2 separate regions of the Homo sapiens genome follow, and region 2 is linked to region 1. Evidence: read pairs that join two places in POLR2A ChIA-PET (ENCODE). Cell type or tissue: Panc1. All regions are shown on one strand. Each heading gives the region's core, and the rest is flanking DNA. Links, peaks and the distances in the headings are about the cores only.

The links. ChIA-PET counts read pairs that join two places held together with the same protein. Peaks named below come from ENCODE experiments on the same cell type or tissue, not always from the same donor. Only the 100,000 strongest peaks of a DNase experiment are listed, where the experiment ranks them.
Region 2: POLR2A ChIA-PET joins it to region 1 with 5 read pairs; 4 of 35 experiments call an interaction of 5 or more read pairs at or near these places.

What each region holds. Positions count from the first base shown.
Region 1 is chr3:177,299,541-177,312,099 of GRCh38, reverse strand. The region is part of intron 1 of LINC00501 (long intergenic non-protein coding RNA 501); the gene reads right to left. Among named protein-coding and RNA genes, the nearest start is that of LINC00501, 11 kb to the right of the region's middle. RefSeq lists a silencer at 6,532-6,732 and an enhancer at 11,827-11,916. In Panc1, for the core only: no CTCF peak of the experiment used is centred there; no DNase peak of the experiment used is centred there; H3K27ac peaks cover 4,022 bases.
Region 2 is chr3:177,235,046-177,247,604 of GRCh38, reverse strand. All of the region lies in intron 2 of LOC107986053 (a long non-coding RNA gene), which reads right to left. Among named protein-coding and RNA genes, the nearest start is that of TBL1XR1, 44 kb to the right of the region's middle. In Panc1, for the core only: no CTCF peak of the experiment used is centred there; no DNase peak of the experiment used is centred there; H3K27ac peaks cover 1,664 bases.

The sequences.
Region 1 (12,559 bases), core at 2,182-10,181:
AATAAATAAACAACTCAAAATATTAATGAGTACAATTCCATAATCCTATATAGAGCTGAAAAACTCACCTGTGCCCACTAACCAGATTGGTAAACTTCATAATTCATACAACATCAGTTAAAATACTATGGCAAGAAAGGGTTTGCCACAGTAATGGGGAAAAGCTAGTCCCAGGTTAAACATTGCTTTGCTCCTGGCTCAGCAAGTTTTAAAGCCATACCCAAAATAATCTAAATTTATGAGCAATTTAGGCATAACTTGGAACAAAGCTAAATATTTATAGGAATATAAAATTATCCAACAATTAGATAGAAGACCACCTGGGAATACAGGTTCTATAGGCTTAAAAAAAATCAACAAGGTAAAAAATCACATCTGGCATCCAACCAAAAGTTCTAAGGAAAGAAAAGAAGCAGGAAAGGATGACCCATGATAAATACAAAAATCAATCAATCAAAATTGACCCAATATTCACATAGATGATAGATTTAGTAGATAAGGCCGGGCATGGTGGCTCATGCCTGTAATCCCAGCACTTTGGGAGGCTGAGGCAGGTGGATCATGAGGTCAGAAGATCCAGATGATCCTGGCTAACACTGTGAAACCTCATCTCTACTAAAAACACAAAAAATCAGCTGGGCATGGTGGCATGCACCTGTAGTCCCAGCTACTCAGGAGGCTGAGGCAGGAGAATCACTTGAACCCGGGAGGCAGAGGTTGCAGTGAGCCAAGATGGTGCCACTGCACTCCAGTCTGGGCGAGAGACCAAGATTCCATCTCAAAAAAAATATATAGATAGATAGATAGATATAAATGAGATTTTTAAAAAAGAAAGGAGAAAAAATAGTGAAACCAAAGTTGGTTCCTTTAAAAAAATCAATAAAATTGATAAACATCTAGAAAAATTGATCAGGAAATAGAGAAGAAAGAAATTACCATATCAGGAATGAGGTTAAAATGAATATTTGAACAATTTTATGCTAATAAATTTGACAATTTAAATGAACTGGACAAATGCCTTGAAAGACACCAACTATCACAGCTTACTTAAGAGAAAATAACTTGAATATTCCATTATCTCATAAACAAATTAAATTTGTAGTTAAAGACCTTCCAAACAAGAAAACTCCAGTCCCAGATGGCGTCATGAGTGAAGTTTACCAAACACTTAAGAAAGAAATAATAATTCAACACAAAGTCTCTACAAAAATTGAAAAGGAGGAAATGCTTCTCAACTTCTTCTATGAGGCCAGAATTACTCCATTATCAATATTAGAAAATAATATTACAAGAAAAGAAAATTACAGACAAAACTCCTTCATAAGCAAAATTAAAAAAAAAAATTTAACCAATTGAAACCAAAAATATATGAGAAAGATAATACCTCATGACCAAGTGGAGTTTATCTCAGGAATGCAAGGCTGGTTTAACACTTGAAAATCAATCAATGTAATTCAGCATACTAACTAACAAATAAGCAAAAAGATCATCTCAATAAATGTAGAAAGATCATTTGACAAAATCCAATGTGTGGGCCGGGCGCGGTGGCTCACGCCTGTAATCCCAGCACTTTGGGAGGCCGAGGCGGGTGGATCATGAGGTCAGGAGATCGAGACCATCCTGGCTAACAAGGTGAAACCCCGTCTCTACTAAAAATACAAAAAATTAGCCGGGTGCGGTAGCGGGCGCCTGTAGTCCCAGCTACTCGGGAGGCTGAGGCAGGAGAGGCGTGAACCCGGGAAGCGGAGCTTGCAGTGAGCCGAGATTGCGCCACTGCAGTCCGCAGTCCGGCCTGGGCGACAGAGCGAGACTCCATCTCAAAAAAAAAAAAAAAAAAATCCAATGTGTGTGCTGGTTAGAATGTAAAATTGTACAAACACCTTTAAAAGTAATTCAACAGATTCATAAAATGTTCCACATATATGTACCATTGACTTAGCCATTCCATTCCTAGGTATATCCAAAAATAAAAATTAAAAACACATGTTCATACAAATAAAAAATAAAAACATATGTTTTGCATATGGATTTATTTTTTATTTTTTGAGACGGAGTCTCACTCTGTCACCCAGGATGGAGTGCAGTGGCATGATCACGGCTCACTGCAAGCTCGGCCTCCCGGGTTCCCGCCATTCTCCCTGCCTTAGCCTCCTGAGTAGCTGGGACTACAGGCACCCGCCACCACACCCGGCTAATTTTTTGTATTTTTAGTAGAGATGGGGTTTCACTGTGTTTGTCAGGATGGTCTCAATCTCCTGACCTCATGATCCACCCACCTTGGCCTCCCAAAGTGCTAGGATTACAGGCGTGAGCCACTGCGCCCGGCCCAGCATATGGATTCTTATAACAACTTTATTTGTAATAGCCAAAAACTGGAATCAATCCAAATGTCCATCAATACATGAATGGGTAAACAAAGTGAAGTGCATCCATATAACAAAATACTACTCAGCAATAAGAAGGAATGAATTGTTGACACATGCAACAACATAGGTGAATCTTAAAATAATTATGCTGACTGAAATGAGCCAAATCAAAAAGAAAGCGTAGTTACTATATAATTTCATTTATATAAAATTCTAGAAAATGCAATCTAATCTCTAGTGACAAGGGGCAGATAAGTTGTTGCCTGGGGTGGGAGAAGGAGGAGGCATCACAAAATAACATAAGGAAACCTTTTGGGGGGTGATAGATGTATTCATTTTCTTAATATTGGTGATGATTGTTACTTGGGTACATACATATGCAAACCTTATCAAGATGTGCACTCTAAATATGTGCAATTTGTTGTATGTCAATTATACCTCAGTAAAGCGGATTTTGGGGTGGGAGAAAAAGGCTTCTAACTCATCTCCATGACTCCAGTATCTTGAATTGCCCAGGTGTCAAACTTGTAAGTGATTAGGTAATCTTGGATGTTCAACCCAGTTGAGCCTTCAGATGACTCCAGCCCCATTCACTGTCTGATTACGACTCTAGGAGAGACCTCAGGGGATATCCACCCAGCTAAGCCAAATCAGCCCAAAGAACCATTATGACCCACTAAGTTTTCTTTTTAGCCACTAAGTTTTGGAGAAATGCGTCACACAGCAATACATCACCAGAACAGTGGGTTTTAAGGTTTTATTTTTTTTCTCAATCAAACCTTTTCTATATACAGAACCTTATTGTTAAGTTGAATATAATAAACAGATAAAAGTAAAACTGCTGGCTGGGTGCAGTGGCTCACACCTGTAATCCCAGCACTTTGGGAGGCCAAGGTGGGCAGATCACCTGAGGCCAGGAGTTCAAGACCAGCCTGGCCAACATGGTGAAACTCTGTCTCCACTAAAAATACAAAACATTAGCTGGGCATGGTGGTGGATGCCTGTAATCCCAGCTACTCAGGAGGCTGAGGCAGGAGAATCGCTTGAACCTGGGAGGCGGAGGCTGCAGTGAGCTGAGTTCACATCCATTGCAATCCAGCCTCGGTCATAAAGCAAAACTCCGTCTCAAAAAATAAAAAATAAAAATAAAAAAAGTAAAACTGCTTTGGCTAAAATGGGAGTGGAAGAACCTAGATTTTTACTTGGCCAGGCTTCCCTGAGTGGTTCCTGAGCCAAGAGTGGCTCTCGGAGAACCTTTGTGTGACCCACCCCCACCCCAGAATTTCTCCTTTCTCAGATGGGAATTGAGGACATAAAGATTAAGTGTCACACACAAGTTATCGATCTGTGATGAAACTCTAGGTGTCTTTATTCAGAATTAACTTCACCATGCTATTGAGAATAGAAAAATGTTGTAAGCATATGTAAAATATCAGTTGTTGAATCAGAATAAGAGTGAAGTAAAAAAAGTCAGAAAAGCACACTGTGTCTATCTTGACAAATTTAACCACAAATCAACTTTTTTACCCAAGATTAAAGGAAATATTGGGTATTTGATCGGATATTTCCACTAAGATACGTTAGCACTGGTATTCCTTAATATATATTGGCCATTTTTTGTGTTCGTGATACATGAAAACAACCCGGGAAATAGGCTGAATTTGAAATAAAAATAATTTATTAGTTTTAGTGAATAAAAACACCACACCCTGCATATACTGCCAAATGGAAATATCTAATTCTTCTCAAGAGGCCTCTTTCACCCTTTTTTTCTTTTTTTGTGCTAATGGTGCAAAAACAGTGCAGTAAATTCTGTGTAATGGCCTTTCATATAGTATATTGAAATCAAATGCTCAATTTTCAATCTCTACCCGAGATTTGAAATGATTATGCTGATAAGTAGTAAAGAAAATAGATCTAGAAGAGACACACTTCCAACTAATATGATAAATTTATTTCAAAATAACATGAGTCCTAAAAACAAACACAGCCAAAATATACCTTAGAACTTCGCTATAAATCTCAGTGGACGGTTCGCTGAACTACAGCAGTAGGAATAATGTTTCTATGGTAAAAACTTAAGTCTTGCCTAATGCTGAGTTGAGAAGACCATTTCATTAACACAGGTATGACTTAGGATGGCAGCAGAGCCAAACCTGTGTACACTGAAACTGCCATTTTCTACATGTAAATGTAATCTTACATTCTGTACCAGCACTCCATCTCAAGCTGATATTTACAACTGTTTGCTCCCCGACTTGGTATCTCAGTACTCCATTTCTGCAGCTGTAATTGAGTTTCAAAGTTACACAGCAATAATTATTTTATAAAATTTTTATTACAGTAGGCTAAATGAATGCAAAAGCAGAATAATCAATTTATAAACTAAAATTAAAATTATAGACACTATATAAATGGTTTCTTTTTAAAACTCTTCAATTAAGCACTGCTTCTACCAGACCAAGAATATTTTAAAAGCATGAATGAAGTGGAATGCAAAATCAATGATATCAATGAGTGTATTTTACTTTTGTATTTTACTCTTCTTTTTTTTGAGACGAGGTCTTGCTCTGTCCCCCAGGCTGGAGTGCAGTGGTGTGATCTCAGCTCACTACAACCTCCATCTCCCAGGTTTAAGCAATTCTCCTGCCTCAGCCTCCCAAGTAGCTGGGATTACAGGTGCATGCCACCACGCCCGGCTAATTTTTGTATTTTTAGTAGAGACGAGGTTTCACCATGTTGGCAAGGCTGGTCTCGAACTCCTGACCTTGTAATCCACCTGCCTTGGCCTCCCAAAGTGCTGGAATTACAGATGTGAGCCACCACGCCCAGCCTTATTTTAATTCTTAGCATGTATGAGGGTATGTCACCTAGACCCATGTGTCAATTGCTTTTTTAAAATATGCATATTTAAAATGGAAGGATTACAAAATTCAGTAATGCTATATAGACTGAATAAAAATTTAGTTTTTGTTTTCAAAATAAAACTCATAAGCAAATAAATCATTTTGTTTGAATGCTTCAGTTTTAAGTAGTATTATAAACAAATTTCACTACTGAATCTTGTGGTCCAAGCTTCCATATTTCTTCTCTTTCAGGTCAGTAGAGAAAATATTTTTCATGCCTATGTTTTGAAAAGAATCGTAATCAAAATTAAAAACAACAGTGCAAATCTCTTGAAATCCAAAATGAATCATAAAAATATTAAAGTATGATTAATACTATTAACTCTTTTGTAATGCAAGAATTACTTGGGCACTTAGCCAACATGTACAACAACATACAGTTATATGAGAAACTTAGTCATCTGTCTTTAGGTGCATAAATGTCTAAACCTATTAATTCTCAAGGGAGATGAGAGATGAATACAGAATAAGCTAAAAACATTTTTCAAACTAGGCACAATCCCTCTCTCTATTAGACTAGGGACAGGGAAAATGTAAATGCTTGGGAAAACTTGTAACTTAATCAGAAAGCTACGCCCCTCACCTTGTTAAACCCCCTTCCTAAGAACTTCTCTGCCGGGCACAGTGGCTCACGCCTGTAATCCCAACACTTTGGGAGGCCAAAGTGGGTGGATCACGAGGCCAACATGGTGAAACTCTGTCTCTACTAAAAATACAAAAATTAGCCAGGCGCGGCGGCAGGCACCTGTAATCTCAGCTACTCGGGAGGCTGAGGCAGGAGAATTGCTTGAATCTGGGAGGTGAAGGTTGCAGTGAGTCGAGATTGCACCGCTGCACTCCAGCCTGGTGACAGAGCAAGACTCTTGTCTCAAAAAAAAAAAAAAAAAGAACTTCTCATCTAACCATCTTTATGATGATCTTCTACAAGGAAAGATTTAGTAATAACAATCATAATAAAATAATGACAACACCTTATATTGAATATTACTTTGCTATTTACAAAGTCCTTTCATTTAATTATTTAATTTGACGCTTACAATAGCTCTATGAAGTAGTCATGGTAGATACTCATTTTGCAACTGAGAAGTCACTTCTTTGAAGGAATATATATATATACACACACACACACACACACATATATATATCTCTTCAATAGTTTCAGCTATATATACTACAGCTGGGGCTAGGATTTAAGGTTATCTGATGCTCAGTCCAGTTCTCTTTCCCTGTATAATACAGTTTCCTTGAGATGGTGCTTCCTGAATTTTTTTAAAGTTGTTTTAACTTAAATGCAAGTCAAATTCTTCAGTTTCCTCTCATACGATTCCTATTTCTGGGTTAAGACTTCTGAAAACATGAAAGGAAATGAAACGTGAGCAAAACATAGATTTAAGAACTCCTAGGCATGGATCCACCAAAGACAACTCAACAAGAAAAAGGGTGTGACCTAATGCTGTGTTTCCAAAAGCAATGATTAGGGAAAGGAAGACAACAATCTGAGAGGAGCAAGAGAGAGCTGGTTTAACTCAGCTATTAACCCTCAGTTCAGCTCCCCCAAAGTCATATTAGCTTCTTAAAATAAACAGAAGAAAAAGTACTGAGATTCAAACCCTTGGCCAAGGGAAAACCACATTGAATACAGTGGGAATCAAGTCAAGAAGTCTTCCACATCATAACAGAGTCAAGTCTGAACAGAATTGACCAAGCAGGAAAAAAATGAAAATAAATGTAATGGAAGCTCTGAAAACATACTATAGGAAAAGAAACAAGGAAAGAAGAGAGAGAGAAAGAGGGAGGGAGGGAGGGAGGGAGGAAAAAGGGAATGACAGAAAAGACCTTGAAGAAAAATCAACTTAAAGATCAGAAGGAGGCCGGATGCGGTGGCTCACGCCTATAATCCCAGCACTTTGGGAGGCCGAGGTGGGTGGATCATCTGAGGTCAGGAGTTCGAGACTAGCTTGGCCAATATGGTGAAACCCCTTCTCTACTAAAAATACAAAAATTAGCCGGGCGTGGTGGCAGGCGCCTGTAATCCCAGCTACTCAGGAGGCTGAGGCAGGAGAATCGCTTGAACCCAGGAGGTGAAGGTTGCAGTGAGCCGAGATTGTGCCATTGCACTCCAGCCTGGGGGACAACAGCAAAACTTCGTCTCAAAAAAAAAAAAAAAAAAAAAAAAGATCCCAAGGAAATTATTAAAATTTGCTTCATGCCATAACATACATTAATGAGACTATTAATTCAATAAAGTGTGAGCTCAAAGAGAAGATGATAAAACCACAGAATGAGATTAAAAAGATGTGACTGAAACTATATCATCATAGGACTAATCAGTAAGCTAGAACATGGCAAGGAAGAATAGATACCACTGAATATAAAATCATAAAGCATAAAATATGAATTCAAGTAGAATAAAAATAATGCTAATAAATTAAGGAAAAATAAAGGATCAAAATTCCAACTAATAATCGTTGGCTTCTCTGTGCTAGAGAAACTACAAATGCACCAGAAGCTGTGGTGAAAGATACAATAGTAGAAAAATTTCCACACTCTCACCCCAAGTGAAGGAAAAAAATCTGGATATGCAAATCGGTTCCAAGAAAATTGTATATAGAATGCTCAATATAGAAACTACCTTAGTTAGTAACCACTGAACATCAAGTACAAAGAAAGAATTCTTTAGATGTCCAGGAAAGCACATCGCCCACTGTAATGGTTAATTTTATGTGTCAACTTGACTGGGCCATGAGGTGCCCAAACATCTGCTCAAACATTATTCTGGGTGTGTCTGTCAAAATGTTTCTGGGTGAGATTCACATTTCAATTTATAGACCGAGTAAAGCAGATTGCACTCCCCAATGTAAATAATCAACTGAAGACATGACTAGAACAAAAAGGCTGAAGAAAAGAGAATTCTTTCTGCCTGGTTACAAGAGCTTTTCTAGCCTTGCGACTTGGTCTAAAACAATGGTTCTTCCTGGGTGTCAAGCATGCTAGCATTTAGACCGAACTATTAGAACCATCAGTTCTCTTGGTTCTCGGGACTCCAGATTCAGACTCAGACTGGCTCTCCTGGGACTCCAGCTTGCTGCCTCCAGGTCTTGAGATTTCTCAGCTTTCATAGTTGCATAAGCCAATTCCTTATAATAAATTACACACAGAGGCACACACATGCACATCCTATTGGTTCTGTTTCTCTGGAGAACCCTGACTAGCACATATATACAAAGGTGAAAAAAAATCAGACTGGCTTCCCAGGTATTCCTAGTAACATACAATGGCAGAAACTAGAGACACATTCACAAATTCTAATGAAAAGAAACGGTGGCCAGGCACGGTGGCTCACGCCTGTAATCACAGCACTTTGGGAGGCTGAGGAGGGTGGATCACCTAAGGTCAGGAGCTCGGGAACAGCCTGGTCAACGTGGTGAAACCCCGTTTCTACTAAAAATACAAAAATTAGCCGGGTGTGGTGGTGCGCCTGTAATCCCAGCTACTCAAGAGGCTGAGGTGGGAGAATTACTTGAACCTGGGAGGCGGAGGCTGCAGTGAGCCAAGATCGCACCACTGCACTCCAGCCTGGGCAACAAAGCAAGACCCCGTCTCAAAAAAATAATAATAATAATAAATAAGAAAAGAAACTGTGACTCCGGAGCACAGATTCAGTCATGGCATCTTTCTAGTATAAAGACCATAACAGATAGTTTTAAACATAAAAGAACTAGGAATATCACTGAAGTGCCCTTCTTGAAAAAATATGTGACAATGAAATCTAAACAAATAAAAGGTGAATCAAAGTAAAGATCAGAGAAGCTATGGTACAAAGACTGGTGGGGAACAACACTTCCACTTAAACCAAGAAGTTATACTAAAACAATGAAAACTATGATTACAGAAAGTAAACACTGTAAATCTGGATAACTTGAAAATAATATAACTAACAGCCAGTGAAGACGGGCAAAGAGAAGATGGAAGAGTATTAATGTTCACACTTTATACTACCTAAAATTGAGGGGAAAATATTTTTATTTTTAAAATTATTTATTTTATTTTATTTTATTTTATTTTTTTGAGACACAGTCTCACTTTGTCACCCAGGCTGGAGTGCAGTGGCACTATCTCGGCTCACTGCAACCTCCGCCTCCCAGGTTCAAGCAATTCTCCTGCCTCAGCCTCCTGAGTGGCTGGGATTACAGGCATGCACCACCACACCTGGCTAATTTTTGTATTTTTAGTAGAAATGGGGTTTCGCCATGTTGGCCAGGCTGGTCTTGAACTCCTGACTTCAGGTGATCCGCCCGCCTCGACTTCCCAAAGTGCTGAGATTATAGGGGTGAGCCACCACGCCCAGCTGGAAAATACTTTTAAATGTTCTTCACAACCTCTTTTATAACTTTAGAGGGATAATTTAGGAAATATTTCTTGGGGAGGAGAAACATTTTTTTTTGAAGTCCAACAATTCCTCCAGTTATGTTTCATTTTATTTTTCTTCTACTGAATTCAACAGTTTTTATTGAGAAACAGTACTTAGGCCATGATGACATTTTTATACAATATCACTATTTGAGTGCATGCATAGAAAGAGGCAAGTCCCTTCGGTGTTAACTGTGGCAGTGTCTAGGTGGTGGTATTTTAGGTGATTCACATTTACTTTTCATTTTTACTTTCCTAAATAGTTTGAATTTTTTTTTTTTTTTTTTTTTTTTGAGACGGAGTCTCGCTCTGTTGCCCAGGCTGGAGTGCAGTGGCATGATCTTGGCTCACTGCAACCTCCGCCTCCTGGTTTCAAGCGATTCTCCTGCCGCAGCCTCCCGAGTAGCTGGGACTACAGGCACACACCGCCACGCCCAGCTGATTTTTTGTATTTTAGTAGAGACAGGGTTTCACCATTGTTGCCCAGGCTGGTCTCGAACTCCTGAGCTCAGGCAATCCACCCGCCTCAGCCTCCCAAAGTTCTAGGATTACAGGCGTGAGCCACCGTGCCTGGCCAGTTTGAATTATTTTTTAAAACATTTAAGCGGTTTAAAAAAAAAAATGCTAGACACTAAAATGCAAATTACCTAATATATACCTAACCGTTCTTTGTTTTTCTAAAATAAATTTTCAATTTCTAAAAATATCAAGTTGCCCCCTAGCTATCTAATTGCTATCAAATATTTGATGCAGTGCTTACAAAAAAAATGATGCAAAATTATTTCATGCACCTTTGCCTGTACTCTCTCTCAATGGAAGAGAGCTAGAGAATCTTAGGAAGGAAGAAAGGAAAAAAATTGGCTGGGCACGTTGGCTCATGCCTATAATCCCAGCACTTTGGGAGGCCAAGGCAGGTGGATCACCTGAGGTCAGGAGTTCGAGACCAGCCTGACCAGTATGGTGAAACCCCGTATCTACTAACAATACAAAAATTAGCCAGGCATGGTGGTGTGTGCCTGTAGTCCCAGCTACTCAGGAGGCTGAGGCAGGAGAATCACTTGAACCCGGGAGGCAGAGGTTGCGGTGAGCCGAGATCATGCCACTGCACTCCAGCCTGGGTGACAAGAGTGAGACTCCGTCTCAACAAAAAAAAAGGAAAAAAAGTAAGCCTTTTACTTTCTCCCACTTGAAACATACATGACTGCAGTCCATTTTACCTCCAGAGTAAATAAGTAAAAATGACCCAGACATTATCTTAATGAGGCAGAATTCATATAAGTGTGGGCCATGGTAGCAGGTTTGAATACTGACTCTCATTTCTAGGTCTGAATAGAAACCTCGGTTTAAATACTGACCCTTTGAAATCTAGGCTTGAATATTGACTCTCATTTCCTGGCTGTGTGACCTTGGCAAGTTCTTCTTTCTGATTCCCAGGGCATATGGCCACAGAACATGGTACATGATGGCAAGAATTAAACAGACAACATGTGTAAATAAATTGGTACGTATTAGGTCTTTGGTAAATGGTAGCTATTATTATTTTCAAAATAATTATTTCATTAAATTGAAAGAAGGGACTTGGAAAGACAATCAAATTAGAAAACATTCTGGAAACCTCTCCAAAGGCAACTTTTCCCACTTCCACGGCATCTATTACCTTTTTCGTGTCTACGGCAGGAGTGTGAGGGCCCTTTCCAGGGGAGCTGAGAATGGACAGTTTCAACAATGAAAAGTGGTAGTAGAGTCTCTTTCCTTCTCGGTACTATGTAGACCAACACAAAGCCTGGCTCTTTCTGGACTCAAGTAGAAAGGAGGTCTCTGCTCATGATTTCATGGTATCAGCTTTGTAGCATGCATCTGGATTAATTTTTATGAGCCCTTAGAGTATATCATTTACCAAGTTGTACGTGCAAGCAGGTTGCCTGACTTCCCAGAAACTAGGTTCACGAGATAGTGCTGAGCCTTTCCGGGTGAATGAATGACCAGAATGCAAGACCCTCCTAGCCCTTCACTGAACCGTGGCTCTCGAGGGTGTAGTTCTGCATGTATCACTGGGCTGCAGAAATGCTTTCCAGTCCAGCTCACAGCGCTATGCACACAGCTCCTCCTTCTCCATCTGAGGAGGGCATTTATAGGGCACACACAGCTGTCCAAAGAGGAACAACTCCTTCAGCAGCGCACTTTAGGCTTGGCTTTTGTGAGAGAAGAATAAACATGAGCTTTGTGGAAGTTAAAGATAAGAAAATACTGCGTCCTGGCTACAGGTCCAAGTCCAATCTCTTACACTCACAGAGCCCATCCTTTGAGTCATCAGCACAGAGCTTACCAGTCCTTACCAGTAAGGGCATTCTCTCAAGAATCTCAGGCTCTAATTCTAATCCTGAGTTAGGCTAGACAGCACACTTGCCACCCCCCACTTTGGTGTCAGGAGCTGATGTGCCAAATGTATATCAGGTCCTTAATTGCTGGGATGATTTTTTCACATTCACTTTTGGATCTTTTTTATCTTTTTCTTTTTTTTTTGAGACAGAGTCTCGCTCTGTCTCTCAGGCTGGAGTGCAGTGGCATAATCTTGGCTCACTGCAACCTCTGCCTCCCAGGTTCAAGCAGTTCTCTGCCTCAGCCTCCCGAGTAGCTGGGATCACAGGCACCCACCACCACGCCTGGCTAATTTTTTGTATTTTTAGTAGAGACGGGGGTTTCACCATCTTGGCCAGGCTGGTCTTGAACTCCTGATCTCAAGTGATCCACCCTCCTTGGCCTCCCAAAGTGCTGGGATTACAGGCGTGAGCCACCGCACCCAGCCTGGATCTTTATCTTCTATTATTTTGAGAGGATGGAAAAGCAACGTACAAATGCACTTTATAGCACTCTATC
Region 2 (12,559 bases), core at 2,340-10,339, 65 kb after region 1:
TCGTGATCTGCCCGCCTCGGCCTCACAAAGTGCTAGGATTACAGGCGTAAGCCACCGCGCATGGCTAATTTTTGTATTTTAAGTAGAGACGGGGTTTCGCTATGTATTTTAAGTAGAGACGGGGTTTCGCTATGTTGGCCAGCTGGTCTCCAACTCCTGACCTCGTGATCTGCCCGCCTGGGCCTCCCAAAGTGCTGGGATTACAGGCGTGAGCCACTGCGCCTGGCCCCTCCCACTTAAAATCTTTCATTGGATTTCCACCGCTCTTGGAAAAACACCAAAGTCCTCACTGTGACCTGAGAACCCCCTTGGGACCCTAATCTTCCTATGCCTCCCTCTCCTGTGCTCACTGACTGCCTCTCACATTTGTCTTTCTTCAATTCCTTCCAAACTACTATCTTCTTCCTTTTGAAGAACCTTTACAAAGGTTATTTCTTTTGCTTGAAATAGTCTTCCCTTCTCATGCCTCCCTCAACTTATTTAACTCCTACTCAAATGTCACATTTTTAGGGAAGTAAGCCTCTTCAGACTTATTTGCATTCCCCATCATGCAAATTTATATGATTACACTTTTTCACAGAACTTTTACAGTCGTAATTTTCTGTGCATTTGTAAGCATATTTGATTCAAGTATGGCCACAAGGCTCATGACAGGATGGACAACGTCTATTTTGCTCACAATTGTCTCTTATGGCTTATGAGGGGATTTAATAAATATTGGTTGAATAAAATGAATAAATGAATGAATGAAATATAATTTGTAAGGTAAGGATAAAAGGCTTGTTCTTAGAGCCTGGAATTCTCTTCATTGTTTAAGTCTGATGACATAACATGAATTGGGAAATGTATTAAGAATTTCCGGAATTTTTTTTTTTTGAGACGGTGTTTCACTCTTGTTGCCCAGGCTGGAGTGCAGTGGCGCGATCTCAGCTCATGGCAACCTCCGCCTCCCGGGTTCAAGCAATTCTCCTGCCTCAGCCTCCCAAGTAGCTGGGATTACAGGTGCCCGACAACACGCCCAGCTATTTTTTTGTATTTTTAGTAGAGATGAAGTTTCACTATGTTGGCCAGGCTGGTCTCAAACTCCTGACCTCAGGCGATCTACAGTCTCGGCCTCCCAAAATGCTAGGATTACAGGCGTGAGCAACCGCGCCCGGCCGATTTCTGGAATTTGATTGTTGAGCCTGAAATGTATGTTTATAAGGCTCCATTTCTCTTTCTTTCTTTCTTCCTTTTTTCCTTTCTTTCTCTCGTTCTCTCCTTCTTTCTTTCTTTCTTTCTTTCTGTCTTTCTTTTTTGACATGGTGTCTTGCTCTGTCGCCCAGGCTGGAGGGCAGTGGCACAATCTCGGCTCACTGCAACCTCTGCCTCTCGGGTTCAAGCCATCCTCCTGCCTCAGCCTCCCAAGTAGCTGGGATTACAGGCATGCACCACTACTCCCAGCTAATTTTTGTATTTTTAGTAGAGACGGGGCTTCACCATATTGCCCAGGCTGGTCTCGAACTCCTGACCTCAAGTAATCTGCCCACCTTGGCCTCCCATAGTGCTGAGATTGCAAGTGTGAGCCAACGTGCCTGGCCATCAGGCTCCATTTCTATTTGTAACTGCCAACTAGAAACAATATGAAAGAGCAGTGGCTCTATAAAAATGTTAGCCAAACCCGTACTTGTGTATATGATATCCCGGAGTGCAAACTCAAGCGTGGCAAAAGAGAGGGAGAGGCTTACATGAGGACAGATAGCATGGTATGGTGGTTACGAGCTCAGTCTTTGGAACCCAACTCTCTGGTTTTGAAACTCTGCCCCATTGTTTATGAGCTATTATTCTTAGGCAGTTTCCTGTTTTCTCTGTGCCTCAGTTTTCCCGACTACAATATGGAGCTAAACGGTGCCTCATAGGCTTATGAGAATTCAACCATTTCACATTAGTAAAATGCTTTGAAGATTTCCTGCAAGAGGACAAGCGCTACATAAGTGTTAAATAAATAATACACACTTCATGGGAGTTGCTGTTCCCGGAGAGGTAAAAATATATTAGTAGTCACAATAGTCAAGTACTGCATATATAAATGCCACTTCAGAGGGTATAGGTCAGGTCTACTCCCTTCTCACCATCCTCAATCCATTGTCTTGGGTTAAGGAATTGTGTCACCAAGACTTTCTTGTTACATACAGATGTTTTCCGGGAGCTATAAACAGGGAGCTATTACCACAGCTTTAGCAAGGTCTAAGTGTAAGGTCTAGGATGATTCATTTCAATATACAGAAGTCAGAAAGAAGTAGTTCATTTAGGGCCAGGCCCGGTGGCTCACGCCTGTAATCCCAGTAATTTGGGAGGCCAAGGCAGGCGGTTCACAAGGTCAGGAGTTCGAGACCAGCCTGGCCAACATGGTGAAACACCATCTCTACTAAAAATACAAAAAAATTAGCCAGGTGTAGTGGCACATGCCTGTGATCCCAGCTACTTGGGAGGCTGAGGCAGGAGAATCGCTTGAACCCAGGAAGCGGAGGTTGTGGTGAGCGGAGATTGTGCCATTGCACTCCAGCCTGGGCGACAAAGCACGACTCTGTCTCAAAAAAAAAATTATAATAATACATAAGAAGTAGTTCATTTAATCTAACAAATATTTACTGAGAATTTCTGAGATTGGCTAGCTGCTTCCCATTTGCCATGTTCTTGCCCTCCTGGGCACACTGCTGGCTTGCATAGCCCATGTGCCTTGAATCTAGGAAGGGACCATAGAGAGCTCTCTCTCCAGTGCGTTGTGAGCAGGGCGATGGGAGGCACTTGTGGGCCATGGCAGTTGACAGGTGTGCTTTCTACATCCACTCTCTTTTGTCCCTTATCTGAGGCTGTGCTGGAGGGCTCTGACTTCCTGGGTATTGCAAAGACTTCGGAAAGAAGGTCTCTTAAGTGACTGCACAGAGCAGAGCTTCCACCTCCCCTAATTCCAATCTGAGGTTTCTCTGTTATCTGAGTTTAAATTGGAGCCTAGGAGTCATTTTAATGGGGCTTCATCACCAAGCAGCTCGATGAGTGGTATTACTACGTATTTAAAACTAGCTTTGGGCTGGACATGGTGGCTTATGCCTGTAATCCCACCACTTTGGGAGGCTAAGGCAGGTAGATTGCTTGAGCACTCATGGCAAAACCTCATCTGTACAAAAAATAAAAAAAAATTAGCTGGCGTAGTGATGTATGCCTGTTGTCCTAGCTGCTTGAGAGGCTAGGTGGAAGAATCACCTGAGCCCGAGAGGCCGAGGCTGCAGTGAGCTATGATTGTGCCACTGCACTCCAGCCTGGACAACAGAGTGAGACCCTGTCTCAAAAGAAACAAAAGACTGGGCATGGTGGCTCACGCCTGTAATCCCAGCACTTTGGGAGGCCAAGGCAGGAGGATCACTTGAGGTCAGGAGTTCGAGACCAGCCTAGCCAACATGGTGAACCCTGTCTCTACTAAAAGTACAAAAATTAGCCGGGCACGGTGATGGGCACCTGTAATCGCAGCTGCTGTGGAGGCTGAGGCAGGAGAATCACTTTAACCCAGGAGGACTGAACCTAGACAGAGCTGGGATTACAGGCACGTGCCACCAAACCCAGCTAATTTTTGTATTTTTAGTAAAGACGGGGTTCACCATGTTGGCTAGGCTGGTCTCAAACTCCTGACCTCAAGTGATCCTCCTGCCTTGGCCTCCCAAAGTGCTGGGATTACAGGCGTGAGCCACCATGCCTGGCTGACTCACTATATTTCAAGGGTCCTTTTCTCAAAGACATACCAAAAAAAAAAAAACCACACAATTACTACCACACCACTTCTTCCACACCCCTAGGATTCCAGGAGAAAGGAACAAAGCTGGCATGGTTTCTGTCTGCTCCATTCACTTGAGAAGGAAGGTCTCTGCACTTTGGGGGAATTACGGTAGTTTCCCCTCACGAAAGGGGAAGAACTTTTGGTCTATGACTTTTTAACTTCATGACAGTTTTCTCTTTCCCTGTGGAAAGAGAATTAAATCCTATCTCTTCCACTCCAACCCCTCAAATAGTAAATTGAGGCTATCAAGACAATTCCAATTCTAGGTTTCGGTTTCTTTTTGCTATAAGGGCTTAAATTGGAGCCCTCGAGTATACTTTCTTTGCTGAGAAGTATTATGAATGATTTCATATCTAACACTAGCTTTGTTATTGAGGCTATAGATAAATGACTCTCAGCAACAGCAACCTTTGGCACCTCTGTTCTGGAATATCACGTTTTAAGTAAAGTACAACCTAGAAAACAACTCAGCACCTTAAGAGCCTTCTAAAATGGCTTGATTTTATTGTATTACTAATTCTGGGCCAAAGAGTTTATTGCATCAGATGATACAAATTAGAATGAGAGTGCAGAAGAGAATACTGTGTAAGAATAATCATCCATTACAGGGCTGATATTTGATAGAAAGTGTTAATTCATTTACATTGTTAAGTATCCACTGAAAATGCAGATATTATCATGGTAGTATGATCTCTGAATCAAGGGCTCAGATTTTTGTTAGAATCTCATGATTAAACATGTCTTAATTGATAAATTGAAATAATAAAGCTTGTTTCACTTAAGGTAATATGTTTTCTGGTCTCAAATCCTTGTTGTCTCCTTTTGTCCTTTAAGCATTAATAGGTATAATCTGGCCGGGCGTGGTGGCTCATGCCTGTAATCCCAGCACTCTGGGAGGCCAAGGCCGGTGGATCATGAGGTCAAGAAATTGAGACCATCCTGGCCAACATGGTGAAACCCCGTCTCTACTAAAAATACAAAAATTAGCCGGGCATGGTGGCACGCACCTGTAGTCCCAGATACTCGGGAGGCTGAGGCAGGAGAATCACTTGAACCCAGGAGGGCAGAGGTTGCGGTGAGCCAAGATCACGCCACTGCACTCCAGCCTGGCGACAGAGTGAGACTCTGTCTCAAAAAAAAAAAAAAAGATATAATCTTCAATTTATGATAGCCATAAAGAAAATTAAATTCCATTACTATTTATTTTTAAAATTAGGCATAGATTCTAAGTTTCCACTCTGAATCACTGACTTTAGTCTTTTTCCATGGAGTTGTAAAGATTAATAAGGGGCCGGGCGTGGTGGCTCAGGCCTGTAATCCCAATACTTTAGGAGGCTGAGGCGGGTGGATCACTTGAGGCCAAGAGTTTGAGACCAGCCTGGCCAACATGGCGAAACCCTGTCTCCACTGAAAATAAAAAATTAGCCAGGCAATGGTGGTGCACACCTGTAATCCCAGCTACTTGGGAGGCTGAGGCAGGAGAATCACTTGAAACCCGGGAGGTGGAAGTTGCAGTGAGCCGAGATCACACCATTGCACTCCAGCCTGGGCTACAGAATGAGACTCCATCTCAAAAAAGAAAAAAAAAAAAGGCTAATAAGGAACTGAAGAGAGTTAGGAATATCTTATCTGCACTTATTTAAGAATATAAAATGAAAATACTACATATGCTTTCTAAGCCTAGCTCCACTGAACTGACACTCGAAAGCAGAGATCTTAGATAAACCTTGTGTTCTAAATTAGTATTGGTTGACTGGCTGTACCTTTGAATCAGTGTATTATATGTCACTTTCCAAAAAACAGCTGCATTTTAATAAGCCTTTTATGTTAGTATGTTCCCCATAGAGAGTTAGACCTGCCAATTGTGTGTGCATTTTTCTAACATCTATAAGACTATCTGAAATAAAATCATAGATTTTAGGAACTGCAAGTTACTTTGAACTTTTCAATTGTAATCTAGGCAGCTTATTTGCCATTTGTCCTGTGGCATCTGCTTGAACAACAAGAAACATTTCAATCAGACTTTGAAAAAGAATAAAATGTAATTTTTAAAACCAACACTTTATTAAATTGGACGACAGGTAAATCAACAAGTAGCAGAAAGACTATTTTATTATCTTGGTTTTAATTGCTTCTTAAAAATGGTTCAAGAGTTTGTATTTATTTATTTATTTTTTGGGGACAGTCTTGCTCTGTTGCCCAGGCTGGAGTGCCGTGGCAGCATCTCGGCTCACTGCAGCCCCTGCCTCCCAGGTTCAAGCGATTCTCCTGCCTCAGCCTCCTGATTAGCTGGGATTACAGCATGCCCCACGATGCCCTGCTAATTTTTTTGTATTTTTAGTAGAGAGGGGGTTTCACCACGTTGGCCAGGCTGGTCTTAAACTCCTGATCTCAGGTGATCCGCCCGCCTCAGCCTCCCAAAGTGCTGGGATTACAGGCAAGAGTTTGGGGTTTTTGAGATGGAGTTTCACTCTTGTTGCCTGGGCTGGAGTGCAATGGCGCACTCTCCGCTCACTGCAACCTCTGCCTCTTGGGTTCAAGCGATTCTCCTGCCTCAGCCTCCCAAGTAGCAGGGATTACAATCATGCGCCACCATGCCCGGCTAATTTTTTTGTATTTTTAATAGAGAGAGGGTTTCACCATGTTGGCCAGGCTAGTCTGAACTCCTGACCTCAGGTGATCCATCCGCCTTGGCCTCCCAAAGTGCTGGGATTACAGGCGTGAGCCACCGCTCCTGGCCAAGAGTTTTGTTTTTAATTAATGTATTGTTTTTGAATGTTTTTCCTGTACTTTTTTTTTTTTTTTTAGACTGAGTCTCTCTCTGTCACCCAGGCTGGAGTGCAGTGGCGCGATCTTGGCTCACTGCAACCTCTGCCTCCCGGGTTCAAGCAATTCTCCTGCCTCAGCCTCTTGAGTAGCTGAGATTACAGGCATGCACCACCACGCCCAGCTAACTTTTGTATTTTCATTTTAGTAAAGAAGGGTTTTCATCATGTTGGTCAGGCTGATCTTGAACTCCTGACCTTGTGATCCACCCGCCTCAGCCTCCCAAAGTGCTGGGATTACAGGCATGAGCACGGTTTTTCCTGTACTATTAAACACAACCTTCCTGGACCGCAGGGAAGACTATAGGGGATTTAGGCGAATGGAGAAGGGAGCATAAAAGATGAATGAGCTCCAGCAGGAGAGGCCTTGGTGCAACCGGGGTTAGTGGGTCCCCACCTGAAATGCATTTGGAAGCACTCAGTGAGTTTTTGAAAATGCAGAGTCTCAAGTGCTACTGAGGAGATTTAGATTCAAAAGTTGTAAGTCATGACCCAGGAACATATATGAAATTTCTCTGGTAATTCTGATGATCATCTGACCTGTTGCACCTCCATTTTAGTTCAGTTCTTCCACTCTACAGGGCAAATGACCGGAAATGGCTTTCACAAAATTAATTAGTAATCAGAATTGAGGTTGGAATCCAAGTATCCATATGCCGTGGATTCCCTTATCCATGTTCCTTCAACATGACCATACTCGAGGGAGAGAGGAATGAAGGGTCCACGGGCTGAACACTAAGAAACAGAGGACCTGATGCGGGCGGTGGCTCACGCCTGCAATCCCAGCACTTTGAGAAGCTGAGGGAAGTGGATCACGAGGTCAAGAGATCGATACCATCTTGGCCAACATGGTGAAACCCCGTCTCTACTAAAAATACAAAAATTAGCCGGGCGTGGCGGCGGGCGCCTGTAGTCCCAGCTACTCAGGAGGCTGAGGCAGGAGAATGGCTTGAACCTGGGAGGCAGAGATTTCAGTGAGCCAAGATTGTGCCACTGCACTCCAGCCTGGGCGACAGAGCGAGACCCCGTCTCAAAATAAATAAATAAATAAATAATTTAAAAAATAAGAAATACAGAGGACCTACTTACATGCCTTTACCTTGAATAGTCCTGATAGCCTATTCTGAAGAATCTGACTCAGCAATTCCACTGGGGTATTTATGGTAGTGAAAATTGGAAACAACTTAATTGACCAACAATAGGATATTGAATATATAAATTATAGTACATAGTTATGATACAAAGGAAAAATATGTAGCCTTTAAGAATGATGATACAGATGTACACTTTTAGCATGAAAATATAGTCACATTACATATACACACAGAGAAAAAATTTCTGAAGTATATACATCAAAATATTGACAGTGGGTTTCTCTGGGTAATTGAGATCATAGGAATTTTTTCAAAAGTTTTCTAATCATATTTCACATATTTTCACAACAAATAATCAACTCATACACACAACACATTCACATATAAAACCAGAGGTTTTTTTGGTTTTGGCAATTTGTTACAGTTCATTGATTCTTTGTTGAACCAAATACCAACCCAAACAAGAATAAAGATGATGAGAAGGTTACATGCTTTACATGCTTTTCTGTGAGCTCTTGAGGGTTTCATAAAGCTGAAATAAAATTATGCACCATGTCTATATTTGAATTGACGGTGTATTTGTTGAATGTCTGTGCTTATGTGAAGACTCTTCCTAGCATATAAATGTGAATATCATAATACATGTTCATTTTTCTTTCCCTTAGGGATTTGATTAGTGGTTTCAGAGGACATGGTACAAAGGGATACAATAATAAAAAGGTATAACAGTTTTTTGTAAGAGGAAAGGAGTGAGATTCTGTAATTGACCCAATATTAGATCTACAGCTCTACCAAAGATCTTGCTGTCTACTGTGCTTATTAATAATTTAGCTATAGTGGTACACAAAGGAAGTGGTTTGTAATTACTGAGAAAATATTGAAACCTCCATTGAAGATAAGGTTATACGGTCTAGCAATAAAAATGTGTGCCTGTGCAATATATTACTATATTTTCCAATTTGACTGCAGCCCTAGTAAGTCAAAGGTGGTTATTTCTTCTATGAGACAGGGTTGTGATGGAAAGAACATTTGCTCATTTTATGATTCTAATCTTGTCTCTGCTACTGACTAGTTCTGTGATCTTGGGTAACAGCAACATGTAAAGTTCAGGGTTCAAAACAAATCTGGCTCTCTCTATAGAAAGTGCTCCATTTAGATATGTGTATATCTATACGAGTTTAAGTACATACGTATATATGCAATATTTAGCCCCAAACTAAATATACAAAGTTCTTATTATATTCATATACTGGCCGGGCATGGTGGCTCACGCCTGTAATCCCAGCACTTTGGGAGGCCGAGGCAAGTGGATGACCTGAGGTCAGGAGTTCGAGACCAGCCTGGCCAACAGGGCGAAAGCCCATCTCCACTAAAAATACAAAAATTAGCTGGGTGTGGTAGCGGGCACCTGTAATCCCAGCTACTTGGGAGGCTGAGGCAAGAGACTTGCTTGAACCCAGGGGGTGGAGGTTGCAGTGAGCCGAGATCACACCACGGCACTCCAGCCTGGGTGACAGAGCGAGACTCCGTCTCAAATATATATATATATACACACATACTAAGAATTTCAGAGGCCATGATCTAGATGTCATTTTTTAAAGGCTATCTAAAAATAGAATATCTTTCATTAAGTCAGAGCCCTGGAATACTAAAAGTTAAAACATTAAAAATATAGGAATGGGCCAGGCGCAGTGGCTCATGCCTGTAATCCCAGAACTTTGAGAGGCCGAGACAGGCAGATCACCTGAGTTCAGGAGTTCGAGACCAGCATGGCCAACATGGTGAAACCCCGTCTCTACTAAAAATACAAAAGCCAGATGGGCGTGGTGGTGCATGCCTGTAATCCCAGCCACTTGGGAGGCTGAGGCAGGAGAATCGCTTGAACCTGGGAGCAGAGGTTGCAGTGAGCTGAGATCCTGCCACTGCACTCCAGCCTGGACAACAGAGCAAGACTCCACCTCAAAAAAAAAAAAAAAAAAATATATATATATATATATATATATATAGAGAGAGAGAGAGAGAGAGAGAGAGAGAGAGAGGAATGACAGCACAAGGTGCTTTTTATAATACCTGCTTCTTACTGCCTTAGAACTATTTTGCTAGTTTTCTAATGGTGAGGATACCATGCTGAAGCATGAGGTGAATTACTAGGCTGGGACTGTGATGCGGTAACATTGGCTTTATGTTTTTGGAGTATAGTTCTATCTACCCCTAACACACCTGGGTGTATTCTAGTCCCGTGGTTGCAATAGTGATAATAACTAGCACTTGTTTAGTGCTTATTGCTTGTCAAGCCCCGTGGTAAATATTTCACATGCATCACCTCATGTACTCTTAATTGTATTGATTAGGAAATGAAGCACTGAGAGGTTAATTGACTTGCCTAAATTTACTCAGCCAGTAAGAGGCAGAGCCAAGATTCAAATGTAGAGCATCTGACTCCAAAGCCACACCCTTAACCACTCCCTGCACAGCCTTCTCTGTGAGATCCCTGCCAAGTTCCATGAGGAGACAGGCCAGGTCTCTCGTACTCACGTCTTATTCACAGAGCCTGGTTCTGGGTTTATGCACAATTAACATCGCTAAATAATGGATAAATGATATTGGTATTTCTCAGATCAGTTGCAAGATACTTTGCTAATGACTTGTTTCAAATGATAAAGGATTAAAGTTTGTAAACTGTCGACCAAAAAATAAAATAGCAGAATCAAGGTTGACTGGGAAATAGTGTCATACTTTACTCATTTGCCTTCTGATATGGTAACAAACAAGCAAAATATGTTGGTGGCTTAGCACAAAAGAGTTTATTTCTCACTTACACCAAGTCATCTGAGCAGGTCAGCAGGTCACCTGCCCTCCTTACAGTGTCTTGATACACAGGCGCCATTGTCCCAAGGCAAGAGTTCAGAAAAGAAACTGTAAGATCAGGTGGGGCTCCACTCCTCAGCCTGAAATGATATGTCAATGATGCACTGTTTCCTCTCAGAAGTTACTGGCCAGAATTAGTCACAACTAACTAAGCATGGGATCTGAGAAGTGCAGTCTTCCATGTGCCCTAGGATGAGAGGAGAACTAGACATGGGTAAGCCCTAATGGTGGCTTCTACAGAAAGAGAGAAATGGATATTTCGTAGGTGCTGGGATTATTCATAACATTAGAAAGGCCTATTGAAGTGTGTCACACATTGACCAGTGTTGCCTTCAGTGTAGGAGACAAAGAGAGAGGAGAGGGAGGGATAATTTAAAATGTGCAGGGAAAGCTGGGTGCAGTGGCTCACGCCTGGAATCCCAGCACTTCAGGAGGCCAAGATGGGTAGATCGCTTGAGGTCAGGAGTTCAAGACCAGCTTGGCCAACATGGTGAAACCCCATCTCGACTAAAAATACAAAAATTAGCCAGGCATTAGTGGCGTGTGCTTGTAATTCCAGCTATTTGGAAGGCTGAGTCAGGAGAATCGCTTGAACCCAGGAGGTAGAGGTTACAGTGAGCCGAGATCATGCCACTGCACTCCAGCCTGAACGACAGAGTGAGACTCTGTCTCAAAAAAGGAAAAAAAAAAAGAATTGCAGGGAAAAGTTGTTACCATACCACCTTTCTGCTCATGAGCTGGAGAATTTGTAGTTTGTCATACACACATACAGAATGAAGAAAATTACCTCATCATGTACAAACAAAACATTTTAGATGGGGTAAAGAGCCAAATATAAAAAGAAACCTATAAAGGTATTTTCTAACACAGAGAAAAGCATGATTATTAACCTTAGGCTAGGGAAGCCCATCTTAAGCAACACAAAGTATAAAACCTATAGGGAAAAAAAGAGTGATTTTTTTTTTTTTTTGAGATGGAGTCTCACTCTGTTGCCCAGGCTGGATGCAGTGGCGCCATCTTGGCTCACTGCAAGCTCCACCTCCCGGGTTCAAGTAATTCTCCCGCCTCAGCCTCCACAGTAGCTGGGATTACAGGTGCAGGCCACCATGCCCAGCTAATTTTTCTATTTTTAGTAGAGACAGGGTTTCACCATGTTGGTCAGGCTGGTCTTGAACTCCTGACCTCATGATCCGCCTGCCTCGGCCTCCGCAAGTGCTGGGATTACAGGCGTGAGCCACTGTGCCTGGCCTAAAAGAGTGATTTTTTCACTATATGAATATTAAAGCTTCTCTTTGACAGAAGACACCACGAAGTTGAAAGACAATTGATATACTGGGAGAATATATTTACAACTTGTTCAACACAAAAAAGAATTAATGTTCACAATACATAAGGAACCCTAAACATTAAAAAAGACCAAAAAAGGCAGGGCATGGTGGCTCACGCCTGTAATCCCAACATTTTGGGAGGTTGAGGCGGGCGGATCACTTGAGGTTGTGAGTTTGAGACCAGCCTGGCCAACATGGTGAAACCCCATCTCTACTAGAAATGCAAAAATTAGCCGGGCGTAGTTGTGGGTGCCTGTAATCCCAGCTATTTGGGAGGCTGAGGCAGGAGAATCGCTTGAATCCAGGAGGCAGAGGTTTCAGTGAGCCAAGATCGCGCCATTGCACTCCAGCCTGGGCGACAGTGCGAGACTCCATCTCAAAAAAAAAAAAAAAAAGAAAAGAAAAGAACAACAACAACAAAAAAACCCCAAAAATCAATGCTCTGCAGAGGAAATACCAAAGGCCAATTAGCTTACAAAGAGATTTTTTACCTCAGTAATAAGAAAAAAAAATTAAAACAGCGATGAGATAGATGGCAAAAATCAAAATGATTAATAGGAGTCTAAGAAACACTATACAGAATTATACCAGGCCCGGCATGGTGGCTCACACCTGTAATCCCAGCACTTTGGG